Regions from separate parts of the Homo sapiens genome. Here region 2 is linked to region 1. Evidence: read pairs that join two places in POLR2A ChIA-PET (ENCODE). Cell type or tissue: GM12878. All regions are shown on one strand. Each heading gives the region's core, and the rest is flanking DNA. Links, peaks and the distances in the headings are about the cores only.

What was found. ChIA-PET counts read pairs that join two places held together with the same protein. Peaks named below come from ENCODE experiments on the same cell type or tissue, not always from the same donor. Only the 100,000 strongest peaks of a DNase experiment are listed, where the experiment ranks them.
Region 2: POLR2A ChIA-PET joins it to region 1 with 7 read pairs; 3 of 35 experiments call an interaction of 5 or more read pairs at or near these places.

The regions. Positions count from the first base shown.
Region 1 is chr3:171,388,546-171,393,930 of GRCh38, reverse strand. All of the region lies in intron 1 of TNIK (TRAF2 and NCK interacting kinase), which reads left to right. Among named protein-coding and RNA genes, the nearest start is that of TNIK, 69 kb to the left of the region's middle. In GM12878, for the core only: no CTCF peak of the experiment used is centred there; no DNase peak of the experiment used is centred there; H3K27ac peaks cover 1,163 bases.
Region 2 is chr3:171,320,880-171,326,264 of GRCh38, reverse strand. All of the region lies in intron 2 of TNIK (TRAF2 and NCK interacting kinase), which reads left to right. Among named protein-coding and RNA genes, the nearest start is that of TNIK, 140 kb to the left of the region's middle. RefSeq lists an enhancer at 301-4,310. In GM12878, for the core only: no CTCF peak of the experiment used is centred there; no DNase peak of the experiment used is centred there; H3K27ac peaks cover 2,338 bases.

The sequences.
Region 1 (5,385 bases), core at 287-5,286:
AATGTCAAAATGTGAAAAAATATGTATTTTAGACTTGATGAATTGCAGTAAGTACTTAATAAATATCGGTCAAAAGAATGCATGAATCTTTTCTGTCCGTGTCCTGTGTAGATTTGGAATAGAATAAATACCTGATAAATGAACATGACATTTGATTTCTAAGTTGTATAGCTTCCCTTAGTTTGACAAATGAAAATTACGAAAGAGATCAGTTACTGTGTTCCTTGAAGGCTTGTCCTTCTGTTGGTATTAACAGTCACTCTTGATAGCAAGAATTTTGGAGAAAAAAGGTTTGAGAAATGGCTGAATGAGGAAACTATGCTATGAGAGGGTAACGTTATTCCCTTTGGATTTCAGGCCTAATAGTGAAAGCTGTGTTTGAGAACCTACTGGCTGCTTGTAGGTCCATCATATGGTTCAAGAGGAGGAGTTTAAAAACCAGTGGTAGGGTCATGGCATGATTGAAAAGAAATATCGAGGGATAATTTAGAGATCTGCCCTTGGGGGCACTTTTAAAGGGAAATTGCTGTTTGTAAGCTGCTCTCTCCTGCAGCAGCTGGGTATTTCCTGAATCTAGGGCCTTTCTTGTCTGTTTTCCCCCTATATTTGCTCAGTGGGATTCCAGCCAGGAATGTCTAAGAGACAAGGGCAGCTGGGTCTGCACTGACCGCGAGATTGTATTTTGCTTCTGCGGCTGTTTTGCTTCAGCTTGCACCATTTGGGGGCACTTCTACAGGCAGAATGCAGCAAGCACTGCCAAACTTAGATAGATTCTTTGCATTCTCCATGTGTTCGTACTTGTGCAACCTGAGAAAGTGCACTGAGCTAGGAGAGAGTGGGCAAGGCAGGTGGTGGAAAGTGCTGTCTGCTCTTAGACATACTGAAAAAGTGGGCCCTTTTACAGTGGTTCCTAGAAATGCCTGCATTGTAAAGGGAGAAGGCTCATTTTTTTTTTATTTTAAAATGTGACAGAAAGCTTGTGGAAGTGCTTTCTTTCAGATAAATGGTTATTACTACCAAGGATTATTACTCTTTTTGCCCAGAAAATAGTTGAAAATTTCCTCACTGATGAGACAAAGTATGCATTGAATACACTGAATACAGTATGATAACTGTATTTTCTTTCTTTCTTTTCTTTTTTTTTTTTTTTTTGAGACAGAATCTCGTTCTGTCACCCAGGCTGGAGTGCAATGGCACGATCTCGGCTCACTGCAGCCTCCACCTTCTGGGTTCAAGTGATTCTCCTGCTCAGCCTCCTGAGTAGCTGGGATTACAGGCATCCCCCACCACACCCTGCTGATTATTGTATTTTTAGTTGAGTCAGGGTTTTGCCATGTTGGCCAGGCTGGTCACGAACTCCTGACCTCAAGTGATCCACCCACTTTGGCCTCCCAAAGTGCTGGGACTTCAGGCCGAGCCACTGTGCCCAGCCTGTATTTTCTTAATAATAAAATATGATCAACGCTGATGGTCTTTGGGAAGATGAAGGAAGTGCTGTTTTCATATGCTGAAAGTGCTACACATTAATTATGTCATTCTGCCTTTATCTGGTCTTGCTGACTCCATCCCTCTCCTCCCCTTTCTCATAGCCACCAGTTTAGACATTGTGACCAGATTAAATTTCTGGAATCACCCTTTTCAATATACAGTTTTCAAGTTTCAAATGCCATTCTCTGGATCCTTATTGTTTTATCTTATTGTCATTTGTATCACTGTCCCTATTTCCCAGTATTTCCTGAGTGCCTGTGTCCATCTCCAGTGTCCTATGAAATGTAATGGGGCATATAATGTAATTTCTTTTTAATGAATTAGCTGATTTTGTGAGGACTTGAAAGGAGATTTTGAGCAATTTGTTAAAATTCTAGTTATTCTTCAGCAATTATAGAGTTTTGGGAACTTCTGGATTATGAAGTTCTTTTCTTGCAGACATTAGCAGGTTTTTCTTGGTGTCTAGGTTTTTCTAAGCATTGTCCTTTACATCTTATGGTCATCAAAAAAAATTGTCCTACAGGTGTCTTGTGACAGAAAACAGAAATAAATATTTTTGGAAACTGAAGGTTGGTTTGCATCTGTTCACTGATCACAGTTATTGTTATATACTATAGGAAAGGGTAAGACTTTTTCATCCACTATTTTAGATTCAGTACTGGGGGCCTACAAGTTAACTGAAAAAAGACAGATTAACAAGAGAAAAGAACAGATTTAATTACATACATATGCATGGAAGTTCACAAAGAAATATAACTTAAGGAAGTGGTTAGAATTGGGGGCTTATATATACCATCTTAACAAAGAACAATAAATTGTGGCAATATGACAAGAGAAAAGAAAGGGGTTTTGGACTTCTAGGGGTACTTATTTATGTGAAGATAAGTATATGGGGAAAACTAATGAAAGATAAGATTTATTACAGTCAATTTTGTTTATGCAGATTGAAGTCAGTGCCATCTTCAGCAATAAGAGTTGCCTCCTCTTCCTGGTATGGGAGAGGAAAGAGAGAACATCTTCACTGAGGAAAATTTATGCCCTGACTTTAGGCAGATACAAGGGGAGTAGACAGCTTTATATACATCTGATGTTTGTCAGTTGCCTTTAGCTCAAAATAATTCTTATGCCATCATGGCATGTTTTAGACTGACAAACATTGATCCCCTTCGGTACAAACACTGTTCCTCTATTACACACACACATGGAGATGATAAGACAGACAAAAATAGTTTTTGTCTTTTGGGCTTACAGTCTAGATGAAAGACAAATCATCCCAGCGAAGGTGATTTATGTGAGATAAATGCATCTCACATATTACAAATGGTAGATGCATCCTCTGGGAAGATGTTAATTAGTACTGGAAAAGTGCCTCAACTTATTCTCAGATCACTCAGGCAAGTCACAGCTCAGCATTTGTTTATTCTGTTATGAAATGGAGGTGAATATACACTTGCCCAGCTTGTGTTGAAGGACCGTTGAAAGGTCACCTAAGATTCTAGATATTAGAGTCCTTTCAGATGATCAGTGTTTGGGCTCCCTTTCCTATAAATCACACATGCACAAAGCATAGTATCTAGTTTTAGCAGGTTCACAACATCCATGGGCACAGGTTAAGAACTGCTGGATAAAATATAGCTCCAGTCCAAGAGCAGAATAAGCCAGCACAGTTATCTCATGAAGGATAGGTGTGAGGTTAATATGCACCCTCTCTGCCAGTCAGAGAAGCAGCTTGATGGCCTTGAACTTTCAGCTGAAAGCTAATGTACCAAGAGGTGAGATCACCAACATCACCCAGCATCATGTTCTTCCTCTGGAGGCAAATGCCAAGTGCAGCATGGCAGTTATTCAGCAGCTTCTGTGAACCTAACCAAGGCATTTAGTTCCATTAATTGAGTGGCTGTGTGCGAGACCCTGTGAAATAGGGGCTTTTCATAGGCATTTGCAATTTGTAAACAACTGCTCAGTCCATGAGGGAATGACGGTGAGAACGAAAGGCCTTAAAAAGAGATCGAAGGTGGTTACTGCAACCAGAGGTACAAAAAGAGGCTGTAACCTTGCATAGTTATTATTTATTTTCTACTTTCAGTCCTACTTGTGCTGCATTCAAACACGGTGTGGCAGTAATTAACACTGAGTGAAGGTTTGACAGTTGGGTGGCATTTTAATAGCTAAACGAAAGTACCGAGAGTAATTACCCGGGATCTCTTCCATATGGCTGATCATGCACTTGCACTTTTGGGCAGAAAGAGGCACCTCACTCACTAGGCTTTGCTCCCCTTTGGTAAATTCGTGCCACAAAGGCTCAGAGGTCTCCTCACATGTTCCCTGAAAATCAAATGTGTTGATAATGGCTTGGCAACTGAAGGTGCATGAGAACCTTAATTACTTTGGTAGTCAGGACCACCTTGTCACACAGCTCCAGAGGAACCAATCAAGATGTATTTGCATCATGTTGTATTGTATATGAAGGGTGCCTCTTGGGGTTGTGTGCAGAGGCACATCAGGTTGCCAGCCTCAAAATAGATGTAATGGGTTGGCAGAAACAAGGGGCTTCTCCAGGGAAAGGTTGTCAGGGAATTTGTTGTAAAGTTTCAATAATGAACGGCTTTTATGTCTTGATGCTCTCTGCTTCACTATGTGGCTGCCATATTGCCATTTCATTGGAAACCCTGATCAATCCCCTAAGTACATGCTGGTAGGAGTACCCCTGTGGGCTGGCTGCACTTCAATTTTAACACAAACATTGGCAAATGGAGGACATTATCTTCCTAAAAGAATCTCCTGTGGCCACATACATGGCACAGAACAGGCTACTCTATGTTCCGTTAAATGATTCATAGATCCCCTAATGATGGGTTTAATGGGCATGTAACATCTGTCCATTAAGATTATGTCCTCCCAGGTGCTCTAAAGTTTCCATAGCAAGTGCTCTACAAATGTTGGTACCTCGTGGTGTCTGCTTCTTGAGACTGGGGTCTTGACTTTTTATTCATAGATCTTTAGTGTACAGTACAGAACTGGCACAGAGCAGGCACTCGGAAAATATTTTTGGGAATTATTAATGTGCAATTGAAAAATCTGTTTATGGTTGCTGACACAGACTTGGTGAAATGAGCTTTTTGTATCAAAATTTTCTAAGTAATAGTGTTAGCCAGCACCAACGGACACAGTTTCTGGTACTTCCATTGCAGAAGTCACATTCCCATTGTTTTCTGGGCAGTAGGAAAAAAGATGGCATTTTTGAGGACCTAATAAGTACCAGGTGGTTGTGCTAGATCCCTTGTGAACAGATTGGAGATTGGGCAAATCCTGACTTTAATCACTTATTTGTTGTTTTGGGGCCTCAGGTTTCTCTTCTATAAAATTAAAATACTAATGTCCACCTTAGAGAGTTCATGTCAGGATTACAGAAAATGCATGTAAGTGCTTAGCACATAGTAAGTATACAAGAAATGAACACTGCTATTAATCAACTCCTTTGTGTAACACTGAGAACTTACTGTCAGTTTTGATACTGTTAAAAAACTAGAGATACCAATAACATTCAAAAACTGTATGTACTTCAAGTAGCTTGCAGTCTAGAGGTGGAGTTAGGCACTTAAACACATAGTTACAATACATGGCAAGTGCTATAGTCAAATACTGTTAGAACACAAAGGAGAAGCAACTAAGCTCTGCTGGGGAGGAGGAAATGGGATTTAGGAAGGGCTTTGTGTACACGATGCTTACTCTGATTTGAAGATGGAAATCAGTTTTTAAGGAAGTTGTTTGTGAACAGACTAACTGAAAGCAGTTGAAGTAGAACACAAAGGTAGTGTGTGTGTGTAAGGATGCCTATGTGAGTGCTGAAGCAGTAGGGAAGAAGTCACCCTTTGTGGGAGACACAGTTCATCCCCA
Region 2 (5,385 bases), core at 198-5,197, 68 kb after region 1:
CAAAGAAATACACTAACAAATTTTAAAAACATTTAAAACCAATGGTTGATTCAATGCCTTTGTAGTTTTCCTCTTGGTTTTACTGATCACTTTTGGTAACTTTCCTCTTTTTCTATTCAAGGTTCTGGGTGGGGTAATTTTTAGGGGCTTGAAATATATAATCTTGATATTGGAAACATTTCCAATTCTCCTCTTCCCTGCCACATAACATGCTGTCTTAGTGAACACTTCTAAACAAATTTGAACCCACGAAGACCCAAGGGCATCATTATGGACCTCAGTTGTTATGAATTCTGGATAGAGCAGATGAGGCTCGAGAAGAGTGGGCACAATTCTGCAAGGGCTCTGGGACTTGTTTTCTGACAAAAGTCCCTGATGTCAGCAAAGTTTGTCTCTTTTTCATTCAAGAGGTAGAAGCAGGTTCCCCCGAGTACTATGTACCTCCTAGCCCTTGTGCAAACATCAATTAATGAATCAAATCCCCAAATAAACCCTTTCCAGAGTGGTCCTCTGGCATATCAGAAAACTGTTATCGGCTCCCCGAAATTCTTGATAGTTTACTGACCTTGGCTGTTTGTACTGGCCACAATTAAAGTTGCCAGATAAAATACAACACCCTCAATGAAATTTAAATTTCAGATAAACAATAACATTTAAGGATAAGTGTGTTCCATAACTAAAAGTATGTAATATTTTATTAAGTTGAATTTAGAATTAAGAATGAACATTTGAATTTCAGATAACAGATAATTATACTCATTATAAGTATGTTCCATATTACATAATAGTTACAGGACATACTAACTTTATCTAAAATTTAATTGTGTTTCCTGAAGTTTTACTTGTTAATTAGTTCTTATTAGCCACAACTCATGTGACTATGGCAAAGGGATATTTGGAGGCTACTCAGATGTCCAGAGCTTCTTAATCCCTAGACGTAGCCACTAGTCAGCAAAGGCATTTTGCCTTTGGTCTCTGTTTATAAAACCATCATTACTTTATAATTGCCACTCCACTTTTGGATGTCCTCTCCTTTCTCCTCTGTTGGTGTTTGTCTTCCTGGTCTCTGTCCTGTTTGCAGAGAGAAAGGCTTTCCTGTTAGAAACAGCACCAGCCAATCTGAGTTCTTCTCTTTTGTTTTATTTATTTATTTATTTATTTATTTTGAGACAGTCTGGCTCTGTTGCCCAGGCTGAAGTGCAGTGGCGCCATCTCAGCTCATTGCAAGCTCCGCCTCCTGGATTCACGCCATTCTCCTGCCTCAGCCTCCCGAGTAGCTGGGACTACAGGCACCCGCCAGCATACCCAGCTAATTGTTTGTATTTTTTTTAGTAGAGACGGGGTTTCACCATGTTAGCCAGGATGGTCTCGATCTCCTGACCTCGTGATCCGCCCGCCTTGGCCTCTCAAAGTGCTGGGATTACAGGCGTGAGCCACCGCGCCCGGCCCTGAGTTCTTCTCTTTAACAAACTGGTCTCTTTCTGACGACTACGTAAATCTTTCCTTTTGGAGCTAGATGATATTTGGATATGTGTGGGTAAAAAACAACAACAATAACAACAAAACTGACATTTTCGAAAGCTTAGCTACCTGCAGTCCTCTTCTATGGTTTTTTGTATTTGGTGAATAATAGAACCTTTTTAGTTCTCAGAGTTCTTTGTGTAGGTAAGGGTGGCCCATCTAATTACCAACAATTAGATGAACAAGAACACCTGACCCTCGCCAGCTCAGGTTCTAATGAGAAACCAGTGCAGATAGTGTCAGATACAACAGGGCTCACTCAGCCATTTGTATGAAAATAACAGAAACCTAGTAGCAGCCATGTAAAGTCATTTTGTTCTTTCTGTCCTAGATTCCAGTTGCTGCTTCTCTCTAGAGACCTTTTATGCTTGTTTAGTTCTCTATGAAGTCAACAGGAACATCGGATACCAAGGAAGCCTGTAAGAGTGAGAGACTCTGACCCAATTTAAATGTCCTCACAGAGTTCAGTTACTCAAAAGAATTCAAGCCTTAAAAGCACAGAGCCTTGAAGTTACTAGAGCTTTACCCAAATGCTCCATAGGTTCCTGGATTGCAGAATATTGCTGAAATCTTGGTTTTGCCCTTCCTCCCTCCTCTCTTTCACATTTTATTTGGGTGACGTTCTGCTTGGGAATGACCAGCTGTCACTGCCAGTAGCTACTGGGATTACATTGCAGCATGGGCAGGGTGTTTTCGTTTTGTTTTTTAAAATGCCAATGGATATTTACTGGAGCTACTGTAGGGATTGGCAGTTTCATTTCTGTTTTCTGTGGAGGGGTTTTGGGTATAATAGTTGGATTAGAAACACTAAGAAAATCAAATTTAAACTCTCAATCTATTGATGGTACCAAGCACTAACCATTTGACATTAACTGGAAGGAGATACCATCTTAATCAGAGGCTAAAATGCTCCCTTTGCTCTAGATCATAGCTTATGAAGAGCAGAGTTTGAAGACAGAGACAGTCAGGTGGTGTCAGTTTCTGTCATTCTCACTTGGATTCCTGTGCAGTATCTTCACACTGTTTATTTTTAAAGAATTTTCAATCTGATGATACTGAAATTACTTCAGATCTTCTCTAATCTCATCCACCCTTCAGACTGTGTTTAGTTCCCCTGATATGTACTTTCATAGGTTCGCGAAATTGTAATGAACATATTGGGGTGGGAGTTCTGGAGGGCAGAGATGATGTCCATTTTCTTGACCCCGAAATTGTCAGTGCCCAACACTGACCTCGGACACAGTAGGTGCTCACCAGATAGATGAATGAATTAGATTCTAGGGCAACGTAATCCATGCGGTGTAATCCACAAATCACTCTTATGGCAATACATTACAAGTAATTTTTAAGCCTGATAGAGTTTTCTGAAGGTCTAGGAGGGGCATACGTAAGTTACCTATGTGTTGGGTTATGTGAAGGGACCATTTTCTACTCCTGCCCCCCAGCATACTTCTGTCATCTTTACCCACTGAGTGTCAACATGGAATATGAAGAAAGACTTTGCAAGTAAGATGTTAGGAAAATAAATTTCATGTGCTAAAACAGATATTGGCAAACATTTTTGATAAGGGCCTAGAGAGTAGATATTTCAATCTTTCTAGAAATACGGTCTTTGTCACAACTAATCAACTACCGCTCTTGTAGCACAAAAGCTGCCACAGACAATACACAAAGGAATGAGAATGGCTGTGTTCCAATTAAACTTCATTTATGGACACCAAAATGTAAATTTCATACAACTTTCCCATATCATGAAATTCTGTTCTTTTAAAACGTTTTCTCCCCAAACACTTACCAGTGTAAAAAAATTCTTAACTCACTGGCTATACAAAAGCAGGTAGTGGATCTGATTTGAACCACTTGGCAGAGTTTCACAACCTTGCACTTAAAAAAAAAAAAAAAAAGAAAAGAAAACAACAATAATAACAACAACAAAAAAAACACTAATAACAAAGCCAAAGCTTTGGTGAGGAAAGGGGGCACTTTCATTTTATCAGCCTTATAGCTTTCCTGAGCACTGAAATGAGGGACATAGAGCCTTTTCTTAGTGGCTTATTTTTACACCATTTTGTGTTTTTCTGTATGTTTGCCTACCTGCATATGTGCGTATATGGTAGAAGTAGACCAAGTTTTCAAGTTACGTGTGACATATTTTCATAGCAATTTGGAATGATCAAAGGAAATTGTAGAAAATACAGTATGGTCCCAGTTATTTTTTTAAAGAAAACACATTATACTACAAAAATGATGTACTTTATATATGCTTGTAAAAGGTTCTGAAAGGTATTTACTAAATGTTAACAGTGGTTACCTGTGAAAATTGGGAGTGTCATTTTTGAAGCAGGGGAGATATTGATCTTTTTCTGACTTATTTGACAATTTTAAATGAGAATGATTCTTGCTCAGATAATTTCACTATTTGTGAAATTAAAATTAATTAGTAATGTATTGAACTAAAAAAAAGATATTTATTGAAAGAAAACACTGAGCCTGCTTCTGTGAATCTACAAAAAATCTGTGATTTTAATGACATTGTAATTTTTTCATATTGACCCTTAGTGAAATACAGCTTTTGGAAAATCCCTTCTCTATGAGAGCATTGCTAAATAAGGAAGTGTTTAGGTTTTGTAGGAGTAAAAATAGCTTCTCCAGGGATGTTGATATTTAAAATAATGCAAATGTACAATAAAATCCCACAATCTAAACTCTGGATTCAGCCCATATACCCAGAGTTTTAGAATACATTTCTGACTAAAACACAAAAGACCTTGAAAGCAGGTGCTGTCTTTGTCCCCTGATACCAATGTGTTTTAATAAGGTTCCACCAGATTTTCAAAGTCTTTGGTTAAATTGGAACTGACATTTATGCTAATTAGCTGGGTTTGGGAGTGAAACAGGTAAAATTGAATTACAATGGGCTCCAAACTATATTTATTTTTAAAATAGTGGCTCTGAGGGATATTTGGTTCTATTTGTCAGTTATTTCATATCTCGCTACTTTCTATCATTCCCTTCCCGCCTGGTGTGTTAATCTGGTAATCTGAAATCTTTTTGTCTGCCTGTAACATAATAGGCTGTTTTCCTGTAGTCCATCTGTCTCCTACACGAGGTGAAAGTACTTTTCAGAAATGGCTTGGGTTGATATTATTAATCTTTATAAGCAGAGAATTCCTTGAATAATTTAACAGCCAAATGGCATGAGGGGGACTTGGTATAAAAATGAATTTTCCTGTCAGCTTTAAAAATTACAGCGTGGCCTGCCTTTTATCTGTGCAACTCAAATATCAAAACAATGGATGTTTATGCTCTTTATACAGTTTTCTGTTTTGCATTACCTAAGACCTAAGACGATGAAGAAACATTTAGACAATTTTGGTTTACTTTTTTTTTTCTGCTAGAAAACCGCAATAAGTTAATTAGCCAAAAGAAAGTCCTTCTTGTTCTCTGAAACAACAGATGCTGCCTTTGACCTTGGAATTTAAGGGAAAATCTATTTTTGATTACATGTCTTGAATTTCTTGGATTTGCCAGTGTTAGGGCAGCAGTTGTGATTGAGTGCTTTTGAAAGTATATGCATGATTTTCAAAGAAATCAGTCTGCACAGCTGTTGCTAAAGAAATCGTTGTTCTCCGTCCTTCCAGTTCATTACTATATAAGGTTTTAAAAATTATTTTTTCCCCCTACTTTTAATTGGAGTTATCCTAGTTACAGATGTCACAGCCTCTGAGCTACTGGTCTTCCACCCGACACCCTGCTTCGTTGCAAAGGCCTAAGGTTGGAGTATGCTGCATTTGATTGGCAGGGTAACATTGTTCCTCTATGCTGGGATGGGGAAATACAGCCAGTCCTGTGTTTAGGCAAGCC